Regions from separate parts of the Homo sapiens genome. Here region 1 is linked to region 2. Evidence: read pairs that join two places in POLR2A ChIA-PET (ENCODE). Cell type or tissue: MCF 10A. All regions are shown on one strand. Links, peaks and the distances in the headings refer to the core of each region. The heading gives the core; the rest is flanking DNA. Region 1 overlaps DLGAP5 (DLG associated protein 5). Region 2 holds the start of LOC124903318 (a long non-coding RNA gene).

Region 1 (2,920 bases), core at 219-2,718, 50 kb before region 2:
TGGTGCTCAACAGTTCTGAGCTGAGAAGAGCTCTGTGACTTACTAGCTATGCAACTTTGGGGCAAGTAATTAATTCTCTTTAGCTTCACTTTCATCATCTACAAAGCAGCAGTGCTAATGCCTCCCCAAGGTGGTTGAGAGATGGACACTTTTTACCAGGCTTTGTAGAAAGTACCTTGAGATTGTTTTCTTGACAGATGGCAGAGCATATTGAAGGGGGGGGAGTTAATGTGTACTGAACAACTGTTATGGGCTAGATATGCTTCTAGATTTTTTTGTTTGTTTTTTGGAGGTGGAGTCTCACTCTGTTGCCTAGGCTGGAGTGCAGTGGTACGATTTCGGCTTACTGCAACCTCTGCCTCCTGGGTTCAAGCGATTCTTCTGCCTCAGCCTCCCGAGTAGCTAGGACTACAGACACGCGCCACCACGCCCAGCTAATTTTTGTATTTTTAGTAGAGACGGGGTTTCACTATGTTGGCCAGGATGGTCTTGATCTCTTGACCTCATGATCTGCCAGCCTTGGCCTCCCAAAGTGCTGGGATTACAGGCGTGAGCCACCATGCCCGGCCTACTTTGTATATCTTGTAGTTTACTATTGTTTGCTAAGAAGATTCATAATTGCATTTGAGTCATAAGTACTCTTTAAAAATGTTTTGGATTCCCCAAAACATCCTCAAAGGGCATCATACAAATAAGCAACTTTGTGTAATAAAGGCAAAGTAAAGCTGGACACTAGAAAAATAGAGCATATCTTTTTTAAAAAGTAACTTGAAAGAAGTGGAGATAAATTTTTTTTTTTTTTTTGAGACGGAGTGTCGCTCTGTTGCTGAGGCTGGAGTGCAGTGGCACTACCTCGGCTCACTGCAACCTCCGCCTCCCAGGTTCAAGTGATTCTCCTGCCTCAGCCTCCCAAGTAGCTGGGACTACAGGCGCATGTCACCACGCCCAGCTAATTTTTTGTATTTTTAGTAGAGACGGGGTTTCACCATGTTAGCCAGGATGGTCTCAATCTCCTGACCTCGTGATCCACCCGCCGCTGCCTCCCAAGTGCTGGGATTACAGGCGTGAGCCAAGGCGCCTGGCCAAAACAGATATTTCTAATAAGATACAAGCTAGTAACTTCAGGATTAGAATACCTTGTATTCTAACTCAATTATTGTCTAGCTGGAGTTAGCTACATTTACTTGTTAACAAGCAGCAGACTTAAGAACATTGTAACTCCTGTTCCGCTTTTTGAACTTTCGGATAAAATTATAGAAATAGTATGATTGAAGTCAAGTTTCTTAGCAGGTACCTGGATTAACAAGTAACGAGTAAATGTAGCTAACTCCAGCTAGACAATAATTGAATTGTTGCTTCTGTCTCCAGAAGTCACCTTCTTTTTGACTTTTCTTTAATATATAGCTCTGGATTTGGCTGAGATTCAGAGTATTGCTGGTAGAGCCACCTGACCCTGACTGACCACCATGGTAACAGACTTGTGAGCTTTCTGGGGAAGAATGCATTTAGTTTGTAAGGCCATCCTGCAGTAGCTATAGTCCAAAACTAATCTATCTGGATCACGCCTGATCTTGCACCAGGCTCCATGTTTGATCCATTCCCTAAACTAATTGCCATCATTAAAGGAAAGACTCAAAATACAAGTGAAACAATAACAATATGTTTATGAGTGTAATGCTGCTTTTTTTCTTCTTTAGGAGCAGCATAGAAGATGCTCAGTGTCCTGGATTACCAGATTTAATTGAAGAAAATCATGTAAGTACAATTCCAGTGTGGTTAGATAGCCCAGTATGTCATATGTTTATATCATTATAGAAAGTAACTTTGTAAAGCATCCCCAGAATTTCCGTTGGAAATCTAAATCAGTCATGTAGAATTGTAGTTCTTGTTTCAATGACATTTGGGTTGTTTAAAACCATAGTGTCATTTTGTATTCTTCAACTCATATCAGAATGAATATGGAACCAGTGAACTAGAGCAGAAATCAGCAAACTTTGGCCCCTATTTTTACAAATCATATTTTATTGTAATAGCCACACATTTGTTTATGTATTCTATCTGGCTGCTTTTGCAATACAGTGGTAGAGTTGAGTACTTATGACAGAGACCCTGTGACTCACAAACCTAAAATATTTACTATTTGATCTTTTACAGAAAATGTTTGCCAGTCCCTGAGCTAGAGTATAGGTACTTGCTGAGAAACTTGCCTTCAATCATACTATTTCTATAATATTATCTGAACTAATTGTTGAAGAAGCAGGATAGTAGGATTTATAATGTTCTTAAGACTGTGTCCGGGATGTCATCCTTCTGTTTTTCTTGTATTTAATAGCAACAAGACTTTTAAAATTTGTTCCAAGTAATTAAATTGATAATTAAATATAATGCCATTTTTACTTCCAGGTTGTAAATAAGACAGACTTGAAGGTGGATTGTTTATCCAGTGAGAGAATGAGTTTGCCTCTTCTTGCTGGTGGAGTAGCAGATGATATTAATACTAACAAAAAAGAAGGAATTTCAGATGTTGTGGAAGGAATGGAACTGAATTCTTCAATTACATCACAGGATGTTTTGATGAGTAGCCCTGAAAAAAATACAGCTTCACAAAATAGCATCTTAGAAGAAGGGGAAACTAAAATTTCTCAGTCAGGTGAGATATTTAAAATATATTTAAACGAGCCTTTATTAAAGAAATGAACTTGGATTAAGGTATAAATTATCCTATAAGGTCCATTTTACATTAGATCTAACTATTGAGGATCCTTCATTGTTAGTGAAGACCCTGAATTAGAACAATTCCCTCAAGATTTTTTTTTTTTTTGAGATGGAGTCTCACTCTGTTGCCCAGGCTGGAGTGTAGTCGTGTGATCTCAGCTCACTGCAACCTCCACCTCCCAGGTTGAGGCGATTCTCCTACACA
Region 2 (2,920 bases), core at 147-2,646:
ATTTAGAGAGGATATGCCCGCCTTCAGGAAGGCATGCCTTCTGACTGTTTTTCCAGAGGCAAAGATGAATTTTTATCTCACCATCCACAACCACACGTGGCCCTCATTGCTTGAATGAGACATTCCAGATGTCAATGATACCGTACACAGGCCCCTGATAGAAGCATTCCACACAACTGGAGGTGCTAGCCATCCTTGCCTTGTAGAGAAAATGATCAGAATGTGAGTGGAGCAGGCCAGTCACCCTACTTCCTGCTTCCACCACTATAGGAGCAGAACATAAATGTGTCAAAGAAGGGAAGGAGCTGCTCTTGCCTTGCTGGGTTTCTCCTTCCTTCTCTTTTCTGTTGCTCCCAGCCCAGCTCAGGAAGTAGGAGAAAAATAACCAAAGGCAAGGAGACAGAAAGCATCTATTTCCCCATTCTTTGACCACAGGAGTGAAAACAAGTGTCTCATTGCTAATTAAATGTCAGGTTGGTGATGTCCTGGTGGGGTGGTGTGTACACTTTGGAGACAGGTGTGGCTGTCACACCAGGGTGTTAGTCTCAGTGTTTTTCAGTGGAAGCTCCCCAACTTGATCTGTCTGAAGCATTTACTCATAGGGACCAGAATTTAGGTCTCAGGGTCCAGTGTCCCCTTTCAGATCATGACCTCAAAGAAATGGTTTTGAACTGCAAGGAAAACAAGCCAGGCTACCAAGGCTTGTCTGTGAGTCTTCAGGTGCCAGGAAGCCTGCCTCTCAGGTGCTGCTGATCTCTAATAACCTGGATTTTCGTCTTCCAGTTTCAGAGATCTAAACCACTCATGCCCTGAAAATATCTCAATTCCAAAGCATTTCTCTTTGCCTGGGTAAACTGGGGTATAAACAGCTACCTTCTGCTTTGATAAATTCTGTTCAGCTAGGAATTCGAAGACACCAGAAACATGGAAAAGACTTGCTGAGAAGTCACTGCCCCATAACTTTTTCCTGATCTTAAGGGTCAGCCCAGGGCTAAGCTGACCCTGTATAGCACTGACTGGCCTTATGTGCTGGCACTGGGGCTGCATTCACCTTTATATTTCACGCTCACAGAGTAGGGAATGCTTCTGTGAACTGGCCTTGAAAAAGCTTTACAGAATCCACAGTCTAGATGTTCTCTGCCTGTCCTGTTTGCCTGTTATGTTTCAAGAATGTGACCCGACAGCCTCCACACCCAGATGACTCAGCCCTAGCTTTAACGAGTGTTTTTGAGGCCTTTCTGGGGCAGGGCCTCTTCAGTCATGTCGGCCAGGTGCTCCCCAGGCTAGCACTGCCCCGCCCCTGCGTGATCCGGGATGGGAGTTTGGAAACTGCTCCCCATAGGCGGCCGGAGAGGAACGTGAATCTTTGTCTGTTTCACTCCTCAGCAGCTCACTCTTGGCCCCAGGAGGAAAACGAGAAGGTTAACCAGGCATAACCCGGAGGTGTAAGTCAGAGGTTAGGAAAAACGTTATGTGGTGGGATTGGTTTTAGAGCTGGCCACCTGGCTTCCTGTTGCTTTGAGAAAAAGACAGGTTGATATCAACTAGGGGTTGTGTGAAGAAGCCTGTCTTTTAGCTAATTGGCCTTTGATGTGTGGGACATTCAAGTTGCTCAAAAAACGAAGCCAAAAAATCAAAAATGGCTAAGCTCCTGGGGGTAAAATGGAAGAAATAAATAATACTTAGCAACTCAGAGATTCTCAGAGACTGGCTAAAAAAGAGATGGAGGAGAAAAAAAGATTCCTGTGCTCTAGAGCCATGACAAAACTGGATAAACAGCCTCAGAAGAGATATTAATGAGTTATCTTTAAATGTGTGCTCCTTTTTGAAAAGGAATTGCTTAGGGAAGGTGTATGTCTTAATTACTACTCTTACTAAATGGGAAAACTTTAGCCGATTCTTGCTCTTTGGTAAAGATGATTAGGTGTTAAAAATTCAGGCCTCCTTGCAAAAATGCAAATACACTCCATTTATTAGTGAGCTGTAACAAAAGCAGACTTAAACAATAATTTTTATGAAAAGAGATGAAATGCAAATGCAATTCACACATTCACCAATGATTCTTCGGTTTGCTGCACGTTGTCTGTGAATCATCTAACACGAAACAGCTGTAAGGCCTCTCTGCTCTAAGGACATAATGAGTTCTGCCAGGAACTGCAACCCAGCTTGTGGTCTAGTTGTTGACAGAATTTGCATAATACGTGCTCTTGCCAACCAGGCCTACCCTACAGGGTCGCTATTCATGCCCTCCTGCAGGCCCTGGGTGGACGTATTTGGGGCTGGCTCTGGCCCCAGCAGGAAGCACAGGCCTCCCGGTTGCTCTTGCCAAAGTGTTGCCTGATTCCTGGCCACACTCATAGGTTTGTTTGCTTTGTTGGAGGAGGGCCTTTTAATCTGATATAATTTCAATGTTGCAGAAAAATTACAAGAACAATGGAAGGAATTCCTACAATCCTTTATCCAGAGTCACTGATGGTTTCCATTTTTGTCTTAACATTCTCTATCCATAAATATGTATGTGTGATATATATATGTATATATAGCAACATTTAAGAGTAAATTGTTGGTTGAGCACAGTGGCTCATGGCTGTAATTGCAGCACTTTGGGAGGCCAAGGCAGGAGGATTGCTTGAGGTCATGAGTTTGAGACCAGCCTGGGCAACATAGGGAGACCCCTGTCTCCACCCAAAATAAAAAAGTTAGCTGGACGTGGTGGCATGTGCCTGCGGTCCCAGCTATTCAGGAGGCTGAGGTGGGAGGATCACTTAGGCCCAGGAGGTTGAGGTTGCGTTGCAGAGTGAGCCATGATCGTGCCACTATACTCCAGCCTGGGCAACAGAGCGAGACCTGTCTCAAAAAAAATAAAAAGTAACTTGAAAACTTCAGTGTGCTTTTTTTTTTTCTTTTTTTTTGAGATGGA

Evidence for each region. Peaks named below come from ENCODE experiments on the same cell type or tissue, not always from the same donor. Only the 100,000 strongest peaks of a DNase experiment are listed, where the experiment ranks them.
Region 1: POLR2A ChIA-PET joins it to region 2 with 11 read pairs; 13 of 35 experiments call an interaction of 5 or more read pairs at or near these places.

Annotation. Positions count from the first base shown.
Region 1 is chr14:55,151,425-55,154,344 of GRCh38, reverse strand. It overlaps DLGAP5 (DLG associated protein 5), which reads left to right. Exons shown (of 19, transcript NM_014750.5): 16 at 1,698-1,755; 17 at 2,404-2,650. Among named protein-coding and RNA genes, the nearest start is that of LGALS3, 24 kb to the right of the region's middle. In MCF 10A, for the core only: no CTCF peak of the experiment used is centred there; no DNase peak of the experiment used is centred there.
Region 2 is chr14:55,101,666-55,104,585 of GRCh38, reverse strand. LOC124903318 (a long non-coding RNA gene) reads left to right here and starts at 1,257. Exons shown (of 3, transcript XR_007064178.1): 1 at 1,257-1,445. RefSeq lists an enhancer at 1,141-1,435 and a cis regulatory region at 911-1,589. In MCF 10A, for the core only: no CTCF peak of the experiment used is centred there; DNase peaks (open chromatin) are centred at 1,235 and 2,205.